2 separate regions of the Homo sapiens genome follow, and region 1 is linked to region 2. A link is an interaction called in ENCODE POLR2A ChIA-PET data of the cell type or tissue named here. Cell type or tissue: endothelial cell of umbilical vein. All regions are shown on one strand. Links, peaks and the distances in the headings refer to the core of each region. The heading gives the core; the rest is flanking DNA.

Region 1 (5,388 bases), core at 303-5,302, 88 kb after region 2:
TATAAAAGGTGTCACTACATCGACTCTGGTTCTCTGGTTGCTGAACTCCTTACTTCTTTATGTGAGGGGGGAGTAAACCTTAATCTCATTTAAGTACCCTTGTTTTGAGTTTCTGTAACATGCAACTGCTTAGCCTAATTTTTTTTTTTTTTTTTTTGAGACGGAGTCTTGCTTTGTTGCCCAGGCTGGAGCGCAAAGGCGCGACCTTGGCGAGTGAACCTAATTTTAACTGATACTTGCTGTATGCTGATTTAGGCTGACAATATTTAGCTATTCCTCCGTGGAAAAGATCTAGAAAATTTAAAAATTCATGAAAAAACCTGTTCACTAGCACTGACAGCTGGGAAATAGAGCTATTCAAATGTCAGAAAACCTGAGGAATTCCTACTGGATTCAATGGTGGTCAAAAGCAAGGACCCCCCGGTGGCATGCTATAAGGACGTTTTGTGATTTTGTGACAAGCAAGTGGAAGAAATCTTGGGGCTTATGGACAACTTTAGGACTCAGAGAGACCCATACTGTAGACAAGAGTTTAGGATGACAGAGAAAGCAGAATTTGGATCCTCTTTCCCACTGACTGTGAGCAGAATTGAGGTCAGAGTTCTGGGTGGTTGGAGGAACTGAGCTGAAGCCTCCAGAGGCGCTGTGGCAGTGGCTCTGGACAAGTCATTTCCTGAGGCTGAGATGTCTTAATTGATGCAGCAGGGAGCTGCCTAGAGAAATCTGACCCACAAATCCATGAATGTGGGCAGTAATACCAAAAAGCCAGCTTTTGCAGTGGCAGTAGTTACAGAGAGGCAGCTTCCTAAGAGGGCTCATTTATTGATGAGGCGTGGAGTTGCTCTTGAGGAATGGGCCTAGAGGCTTCAGGGCATTGGAAGCACAGGGCCAACAAAGACAGTAAAGAAACCTTTTCTCGAACAATCACGGAGATCATTTCCACTCCTGGAAGGAAGCTGCCCCACAATTGGTTTAACCCTGAAATAGGAGCTTTCCTAGAAATGAAGAAGAAATCCTTGATGTTAAAACCTCCTACTCCCCACCTTCCAGGATTTCCAGACCCCCATCTCTGTTCCTATGTCCTTCAAGCTACTGGGTCATTGATATTGCCCAAAGCCCATCACTTGAAATCTGGAAGATATCCTCTAACTGCAAGCCGAGAAGACTCTCCCACCCTGTTTCTGAGGGAAATACCAGCCCTGAATAAACTTTTTACTATTTCAGTATGAGAAACTAGGGGGAAAAAAGATCTTGTGAATAATTCTGAATCATAAAGAAATGAGCATATAGTTTGAATAATCTGAAGGAAAATATATTTTGATTGTGTTCCTTTATTATAAATTTAAATTTAAAGTTTTATTTTAATCAAAGTAATATATTTAGTTCTAGTTTTAAAAAGCAACTGAACAACTTATAATGCTTGTCTACTTTTCCTTATCCCCATCCTCATCCTTCTAAGGCAATCACATAACTCTTATTGCTGTCTCCATATTTAACTAACACATTCTACTGCTAATTTTTTAGTTTAGATATTATTTCCTATTATAGGAATTAGGTTCCTTCCCTTGTGTTATGGACTGAATGTTTGCATCCTCCTAAAATTTGTATGTTGCAACCTTAACTCCCAATGTGATGAAGTTAGAAGGTGAAGGCTTTGGGAGATAATTAGGTCGTGAGGGTGGTGCCCTCACGAATGGGAGCAGTGGCCTTATAAGGAGAGACATGAGAGCTCTCTCTGCTCTTTCCCATGTGAGGATGCAAGAACCTGGCTGCCTACAAACCAGGAAGAGGGCCCTCACCAGACACCAAATCTGCTGGCACCTTGATCTTGGACTTCCCAGCCTTCAGAACTATGATAAATAAATGTGTGTTGTTTAAGCCAACCAGTCTATGGTAATTTGTTAAAGTGGCCTGAACTAATTAATACACCCCACCTCCCTCAGTATAATCATATCAATACTTAATCTTATCAGTCGTCAGTATTTATATAATTACGATCATATAAAGAATGCTCACAGTTGAGCTACATTGTATCATAACCTTTCTTGTACAACTTTTTGTTTTGGCTAGAGCTAAGACTTGCCTCCTTTCTGTGGGTTTGCTTAGTTTCTGTGTACTATTGCTAAACTCTCCAAATGAAATGCAAATCTCCTCATTACAACCAAGCGGTGCTGGCGTGTAGCTCCTGGAGCCCTCCATGCCCCACATCTGGACTGAGTTTCCTCTGGGCTTTCTGCACAGTTGTCATCCTGGGGTCTTCTTTTACCACTTTTTTTTTTCTTTCTAGAATTCCCTTAGTCTTTAACTGTGTGGAACCTCCAGTTTCCTGATTTCCACATCTTTCTCATTTGTGATTTACTCCTTTGTTGTAATGGAGTATGTTTCTATGTGGCTTTCTTCAAAAAGGAACATGACAGAACAATTTTTTGATACTTGGACTGCTTGAAACTATCCTTATTCTACTTTGACATTTGGTTTAAAATTTGGCTGGAGTCAGGGTTCTGGCTTGAAAATCATTGCTGACAGAGTGTAGGCCTTGCTCCTTTATCATTTAGCTTCCAATGTTGCTATGTCAAATGCTCTTCTCATTCTTCATCCTTCTTTGGGGATCTGCTATTTCTCCTTGGAGGCATTTGGGCTCTTCTCTTTACCCATAGTATTGTGAAATTTCACAAAGATATTCTTTGTTGTGGGTCTATTCATCACGATGTGCACTTGGGTCTTCATAATCCAGAAAGCCATTTATTTTAGATGTGGCAAATTTTATGTATTATTACTTTGATAATTTCTTAGTTTTCAACTTTTAGATTTTCTTCCTTCTAAAATTCTTATTTAGATGTTAGGTCTCCCGGACGCTTCCTCAGATTTTATTAACTTTTTCCCTCCTCTCCTATTTTTTATCCTTTCTTGTGGGTTTGCTTTACTTTCTGAAGATTTCCTCAGTTATCATCCCTTCTTTATAGCATTTTTATTTAATTGTTCTGTGAAAAGTCTTTTAAAAAATAGCAATGTGTTATTATCTCATGACGCAAAAAATCTTTTCTGGTTACTATGAGACTATTAATACTATATTAAAAAAATTTTTAAACCTTTCTTTGCTCACTGTATTGTCTTTATTTCCTGCAAGCGTGTCTTATTTGTTTATTTTGGCCAGTCTTTCCTGTTAGAGACTTCTCTCAAATGTGTGGTGAGCCTTGGCTGTATGTTCATATTTATAATGAAGATCAGAATTTCTGTGTGCAGGGGCAGGGCCTGTCAGCTGGTGGCCTCTGAGTGTCATGATCTGAGTCTTTGTAAGGAGCCATTTTTCAGAGAGGAAACTTCCAGTCTCTTGCATGGGTAACGTGAGTCTCATAGCTCAATATGCATTCCTAGCCTAGATCCTCAGCCCCATTTTCAGAACGATACCTCAGCTTCACCCTCAACTATGCCCAAGGACCCTGACTCTGGAATTGCACTAGTTTTGTCTCTCCAGGGAGTAAATCTACCTGAGGAGAGTCCTCTAGGGTAAGGTGGGTTTTGGCTGGATATATGAGGTGAACATCCTTGAAAAGATTTTCAACCATTTCTTTTGTTTTTAGTCTTCCCTTGGGACTCTCTCTCTTTCTCCTTTTTTTTTTTTTTTTAAGAAGTACATGTGTTAATGAACTTATGAGTTTCTAGACTTGTGTGACACAAATGATCTTGCTGGCTGACTTTGTCCTCTTCCTCTAGTCTTAGGGTTCAGATTTTTGGATACACATATAGGCACACACAGGCACATACACAACCAGGATCATACTATTCACAGACAGAAGCATATTTTAAAAAATTATAGAAAGAAACAGAAATACAGTTTATACACCATTTTGTGGTCTTATGAATATTAGAAAAACATGGGTTCCATAAAATAAAACCTGTAAGATGAGATGATAATACAATAAACAGATTTGAAATTGGAACTGGTTGCAGAGAGGCAGAAATTTAAAATGAGTTCCAAGGGAAAAAATGTTTTTAAAGTAAACATTTAAGAACAGAGTTTAAAAATGTAATAGGAGTAGAAATAACATCATAGTAAGTCAAATGAAGGGTATTGAATATATGCTTGGTAAAAAATATTTCAGAATGCAGAGGTAAATGACAAAAAAATAAAGACAATCAAAGCTGAGGTAAGTCATTTGGAGGATATATTACTGACATCATGAGAGTGACTGTTACTGAAGGGGATATCAGCATAAACAGAAAGAAAGCAATAGTCAGAAAAATTAAATGACATTTGGCTGGGCTAATGAATAAGGTCTGGTTTTGTAAACTGAATGAGCTCAAAAAATCCCAAAAAATATTAATGAAATTAACAACAAATAGATATATGCTGATGAAAGTCTTAAAGTTCAAGGGGAAAAACCCATCTGACATGCGTCTAAGCAGACAAGACTGGTCATCTGTGAATGAATAAAAAACATCCAGTTTCAGATTTCGATTTTCCCTTTGTAATGAGAAGCTAGAAGACGATGAAGTGATTTCCTCAGAGTTTTAAATGGGAAAAAAAAGACTATCACCAAAGATTTCTATAATATATATAGGTTTTGTTGACATACAAAGGTACCAGAAACACTTTATTGGATATACAATGACTGCCAATACATGAATTACACATATGTTTCTTTTAGAAATATATGCAAAACTTTTCTGACTAAGAAATGAGTATACCCACACACACACACTCAAGAACAGGGAAGTAATGAAATATAGAAAGATGAGGGCTATCACTGTAAAACATAAATCTTAATAATTATAAATTAAGGAAACAATAAAATGTTAGTACTTGAAAATATGCATATTTTAAAGTGACAGTGATTATTTGAAGGCAAGAAACTAGACCTCAAGTTCTGGACTATATCACAAAAACTAGTAGGAAGAAGTAAAAGTTGTAATCTAAAGTTAATAATTAGAGGAAAATAAATTAGAATGCACAGTCGAACAGTTCAACCATAGTGAGAGGTTAATTTCCTATAAATAACTAGATGGAAGAGAGGGAGAAACATAACTTGAATAAAATAGAAAACAAATAAAATAGGAAAGAATTGAAAAAACAGAAAGCATTCAGAATGACCGAAAAACAACTTCAGGGAAATATGAGCTTTAATGAAAAACTATGCTTGGCTCCATACAGGACACCCTTGTAAGTTATCTAGTTCTAGCCGCTAGTTGTCTTTGAGTTAGTTCACAACTGTAAGTTGTTGGTAACTGATAGCAATGCTAAATATTTCTTGTCTATAAACACAAATTCTGCCCTGACCTGGTCAATTGACCTACCTCCAGCTTCCCCTCAAGAAACCAGTTTGCTCCCATTTGTACATTAATGTCTATTCCTGATCAAATGTATCTGTTCTTCAGATTCTCTTTTGA
Region 2 (5,388 bases), core at 201-5,200:
CCTTATTGCTGTTATGGGGAGAGTTGTAGTGGCCTGGATAGAAGATCAAACCAGCCACAGCACTCCCTTAAACCAAAGCCTAATCCGGAGTAAGGCCCTAACTCTCCTCAATTCTATGAAGGCCAAGAGAGGTAAGGAAGCTGCAGAAGAAAAGTTTGAAGCTAACAGAAATTGGTGCAGGAGGTTTAAGGAAAGATACCATCCCCATAATATGAAAGTACAAAGTGAAACAGCAAGTGTTGATGTAGAAACTGCAGCAAGTTATCTAGAAGATCCAGCTGAGATCACCAATAAAGGTGTCTACACTAAACAACAGATTTTCAATGTAGATGAAGCAGCCTTCTCTTGCAGGATGATGCCATCTAAGACTTTCATAACTAGAGAGGAGAAGTCAATGCTTACCTTCAAGGGACAGGCTAACTTTCTTTTTAGGGGCTCAGTGCAACTGGTGACATTAAATTGAAGCCAATGCTCATTTACTATTCTAAAAATCATAAGGCCCTTAATTATTATGCTAAATCTACTCTGCCTGTGCTCTATAAGTGGAACAACAAAGCTTAGATGACAGCGTATGTTTACAGTGTGGTTTACTGCATAGTTTAAGCCCACTGTTGAGATCTACTGCCTAAAGAAAATATTCCTTTTAAAATATTACTGCTTATTTGACAATGCACCGGGTTCAGCCAAGAACTCTGATGGAGATGTACAAAGAGATGAATGGTTTCACGCCTGCTAACACAACATTCGTTCTGCAGCCCATGAATCAAGGAATAATTTCAACTTTCAAGCCTTATAATTTAAGAAATATGATTTTTAAGGCTACAGCTGCCCTGGATAGTTGTTCTGTGATGGATCTGGGCAAACTAAATGGATAACCTTCTGGAGAGACTTCACCATTCTGGATACTATTAAGAACAATGGTGATTCATGGGAAGAGGCCAAATATCAACACTAACAGGAGTTTGGAAGAAGTTTATGTCAGTCTTCATGGATGACTTTGAGGGGCTCACAAATTTAGTAGAGGAAGTAACTGCAGATGTGGTGGAAAGAGCAAGATAACTAGAATTATAAGTGAAGCCTGAAGATGTTACTAAATTTCTATAATCTCATGATAAAATCTGAACAGATGAGGGGTTGCTTATGGATAAGCAAAAAAGTGGTTTCTTGACATGAAATCTCCTTGTGAAGGTGCTGTGAACGTTATTGAAATGATAGCAAAGAATTTAGGATAGAAATAAACTTCGTTGATAAAGTAGTGGCAGGGTTTGAGAAGATTGACTCCACTTTTGAAAGAAGTTCTATTGTGGGTAAAATACTCTTAAACACAGCAGCTACAGAGAATCTTTCACGAAAAGAAGAGTCAATTGATGTAGCAAACTTCAGTGATGTCTTAGTTTAAGAAATTGACGCAGCCATCCCAACCTTCAGCAACCACCACACTGATCAGTCAGCAGCCATCAACATAGAGGTAAGACCCTCCACCGTCAGCAAGATTATAACTTGCTGAAGGCTCATATGATCATTAGCATTATTTATCAATGAAGTATTTTTAAGTTAAGCTATGTGCATTACTTTTTTGGGCTTAATGTCATTGCATACTTAATATATAGTACAGTGTAAACATAACTTTTCTATGCAGTGGGAAACCGAAACGTTTGTGTGACTTGCTGTATTGTGATATTTGCTTCGTCACAGTGGTCTGAAACCAAACCTGAAAAATCTCCAACGTATGCCTGTACTCAGAGCAATTTAACAAATAAATAATTGGGTGCTCATCTTGTGAGGATGCTAAGATGAATAATGGGACAAGAAGCTAATATTTATTGTTTCCTCTGTGTCAGCTTTTAAATATTCATATTTTACTCAGTCTTCACAATACCTCTTCAAAGCTGGTGTCCCAGATGAGGAAACTGAGTTCTGGGGAAATCATGTGATTTAACCAAGATCAAATCTAGTAAGTGACAGAGAGAAATTGGAACCCAGGGCTTCGTGGCTTCACTATTACCTCTTTCCTATGGATAAGCACAGCACTTAACCTCAAGAGTTCACTAAATGGTGGCATAATGAAGAAGTTATGGCTGACTATAATTCATTTGCCTACATGCTTGTAACTTGTCTGTTTACTTTTCTCTAATGTGAGGGGAAACCCAGGTAGTTCCTTACTATGAGGAAATGCTATTCTCAAGCAGGATTGAAACGGAAATGATTATAATGAAAATATGTTTGTGGAGACAATACTGGCATGGCGTAGCAAATGATGTATCCATGGGAGACAGGGACTTTCAAGAATTATAAAAGCAATCTTAAAAATTAGTCAAATATATGTGGTCACCACTTATTCAATGATGAGAATAATAATAATAATAATAATTTTTAAATCCGCCACTACCACCAGTAAGAATAATTTGCTCACCATCTTCTAAAGTTGGAAAGGAGTAGGGATCAGATGAAGTTTGGAAGTAATCAGCAAGCCTCGGATGGTTTAAAAGGGTCAGTTCACTTTAATAAGTTGGGAAACACCTTTAGTACATGATGGTATTTTTTTTTCTTTTCTTTTCTCTGTTTTTTTTTTTTTTTTTTTTTTGAGATGGAGTCTCACTCTGTTGCCCAGGCTGGAGTGCAGTGGCGTGATATGGGCTCACTGCATCCTCCACCTCCTGGGTTCAAGTGATTCTCGTGCCTTAGCCTCCTGAGTAGCTGGGGTTACAGGCACCATGCCACCATGCCTACCATGTCTGCCACCATGCCTGCCCCCATGCCCAGCTATTTTTTGTATTTTTAGTAGAGACGGGGTTTCACCATGTTGGTCAGGCTGGTCTCGAACTCTTCACCTCAAGTGATCTGCCCACCTTGGCCTCTCAAAGTGCTGGGATTACAGGTGTGAGCCACTGTGCATGGCCCATGATGGTATTTTCATTTCAGCAACCATACATGAGCAAATGTACTTAAATATATATATATATATGTGTGTATATATACATATATATACACACACACACATATCTTTCTTTTTTAAAATTTAAATCTATATACACTTAAAGCAAGACTCTTAATTAAGATCCTCCTGGTTGGATTTGCTGCCCAGGAAGCCAGAGAGTGTTCCTGCTGAGTCCTCCTGGAAGGAAAGTGTATTAGGAATCTTTCCTCCACATCTCTGTTTTTTCACTTCTTTGGACCTTCCTGCTTGAAAGAAATGACTATGCTTAGCTTGAAGAAGAGATGCCATTACATAAGGTATTAGCCAGTTCAAGTTCTGTTTGAAATGCAACACACAAACAAACCAATAGGAACTTTTTTTTTCTGTTTAAATCTAGAGATCAGAAATAATACCACCAAGTGAGAGTTGCAGATAGGCAAATTTTATTTCAAGAGAGAGCTGAATATACTAAAAGCTATGATATGGTGAAAAGAGGACCAAGGTCAGGACTAGAAGTTTCAATTCTATGTCCTCCCCTCACTAGTCATTTCTTAATCTGCCTGGACCTCAGGTTGTTTATCCAGGCAACAGTGAAAAATACTTGCCTCATCTACTTGTCAGGACTACTAATGATGATGAAATGAAACAATATATGTGAAAGTCACCTGTGAACAAGGAATGGTATATACTATTTGTTATCATAGTTATAGTCAATATTATTATTAGCTTCCACAATGCTTGATATAACTTGGTACTTGGTTACAACTTGTTTCTGTTGTTTTAATAACATTCCCATAGCCAAGAGCTGGAGTTTTGGAGCTCTGTGTGTTAGAGCTGGGAGGTTATGTGAACCTATTGAAAAATGATGGCTGATAACCAAAAAGAAGAATATGAGAAATTTGTGGGCTGTTCACCCCTAGTCTGGATTTATCACTCTTAGCTAGCTGGCCAGATTTTCTCTATAGCCCTGACCCCTATGTGTCAACAGGAGTTTCTGTGCTCAGAAAAGAGGAAAAGGTAGGAGGTTTCTTAAACTCACATTAACATTAAAGATAGACAGACACACACCAAAAAACCCAAAGCAAGGATGCTGACAAAACACATTACAGTTGGTCTGTAATTTCCAGAGAACCAGGTTGCAGTGCTCACCCAGTGGTATGTTTTTTGTTTGGGTGGGGGTGAGGCGGTTAGAAAGACCTTTTGTCACAGTTGGATGAACGGGGAGACATCGGCCTGACCACCTGAGTCTAGGTTGAGATCTGGGACGGAAGAAGAAGTACAGGTTCTTTGGCCTTGTGTATGTCCTGGCATTTTATACCTCCACAGTATTCTACCTAAGGATTGGTCAGGACTTGAAGGAAAATTCTTTCTCTGAAGCAGTTCCTGAAATTCCACAGAGTAAGAATACAACCTGTTCACACAGTGGATGACCTTCTGGGCTTGTGTTTAAGAAAGATCCCTATACTCAGAGAAGGGCCAGCCCGGTATGGTCCCAGGGCAACAGGGCCTTCATAGCTGAATGACTGGGAAATGTCAGTGTTGCAATCTTTCCTTTTGAATTACAGTATTGGATTATTTTGCTTGCCTTTCTTCCTCTTTCCTCTCTTTATACATTCATTTTCCCCTCATCCTCATACATTTTCACTCTTCAGAATCCCACTCCTCTTTCTTTCTTTCCTCTTTCCATCCGTTACTTAATGGATACACACCTTCTGCAAGTGGTGTGTTTGTTCTTGTTGTTGTTCGTTTTGTTGTTTGTTTGTTTGTTTTGAGACAGTATCTCTCTCTGTTGCCCAGGCTGAAGTACGATGGCAGGATCATAGTTCACGACAACATCAAACTCCCAGGCTCAAGTAATCTTCCCTCCCTCAGCCTTCCAAGTAGCTGGGACTATATGTTTGCACCAGTGTGCCTGGCTAACTTTTTAAATTTTTCGTAGACACATGGTCTCACTATGTTGCTCAGGCTGGTCTTGAACTCTTGGGCTCAAGTCATCTTCCTGCCTCAGCCTTCCAAAGTGCTGGGATTACAGGAATGAGCTAACGCACCTGCCCCTGCAAGTATGTTAACTGCTTTGTGTCCCATTTTCCTTATGTGTAAAGTAATAATAAGGATCCTCACTTACTAGAGGTTGAGGGCAGTTTATACCTGTTGATTCCCTTTCCTTTCTTTTCTTATATTTTCCTTATCAGTTTTCTTTAAAGGTTTTTTTTCCATTTTTCTTTCATTTTTTTTCTTTCTTTCTTTTTCTTTTGAGACAGGGTCTTGCTTTGTCACCTAGGCTGGAGTGCAGTGGCGTATTCACAGCTCACTGTAGCCTCTATTTCCTGGGCTCAAGTGATCCTCCCACCTCCACCTCCCCAGTAGCTAGGACTGCAGGTGCCCACCACCATATCTGGCTAATTTCCAAAAAAAAAAAAAAAAAAAAGAAAAGAAATTTTAGATATGGGGGTCTCACTATGTTGCCCAGG

What was found. ChIA-PET counts read pairs that join two places held together with the same protein. Peaks named below come from ENCODE experiments on the same cell type or tissue, not always from the same donor. Only the 100,000 strongest peaks of a DNase experiment are listed, where the experiment ranks them.
Region 1: POLR2A ChIA-PET joins it to region 2 with 5 read pairs; 2 of 35 experiments call an interaction of 5 or more read pairs at or near these places.

What each region holds. Positions count from the first base shown.
Region 1 is chr9:13,946,064-13,951,451 of GRCh38, reverse strand. All of the region lies in intron 4 of LOC101929507 (a long non-coding RNA gene), which reads left to right. Among named protein-coding and RNA genes, the nearest start is that of LINC00583, 21 kb to the right of the region's middle. In endothelial cell of umbilical vein, for the core only: no CTCF peak of the experiment used is centred there; a DNase peak (open chromatin) is centred at 3,231; H3K27ac peaks cover 349 bases.
Region 2 is chr9:14,034,328-14,039,715 of GRCh38, reverse strand. No RefSeq gene overlaps it. Among named protein-coding and RNA genes, the nearest start is that of LINC00583, 110 kb to the right of the region's middle. In endothelial cell of umbilical vein, for the core only: no CTCF peak of the experiment used is centred there; no DNase peak of the experiment used is centred there.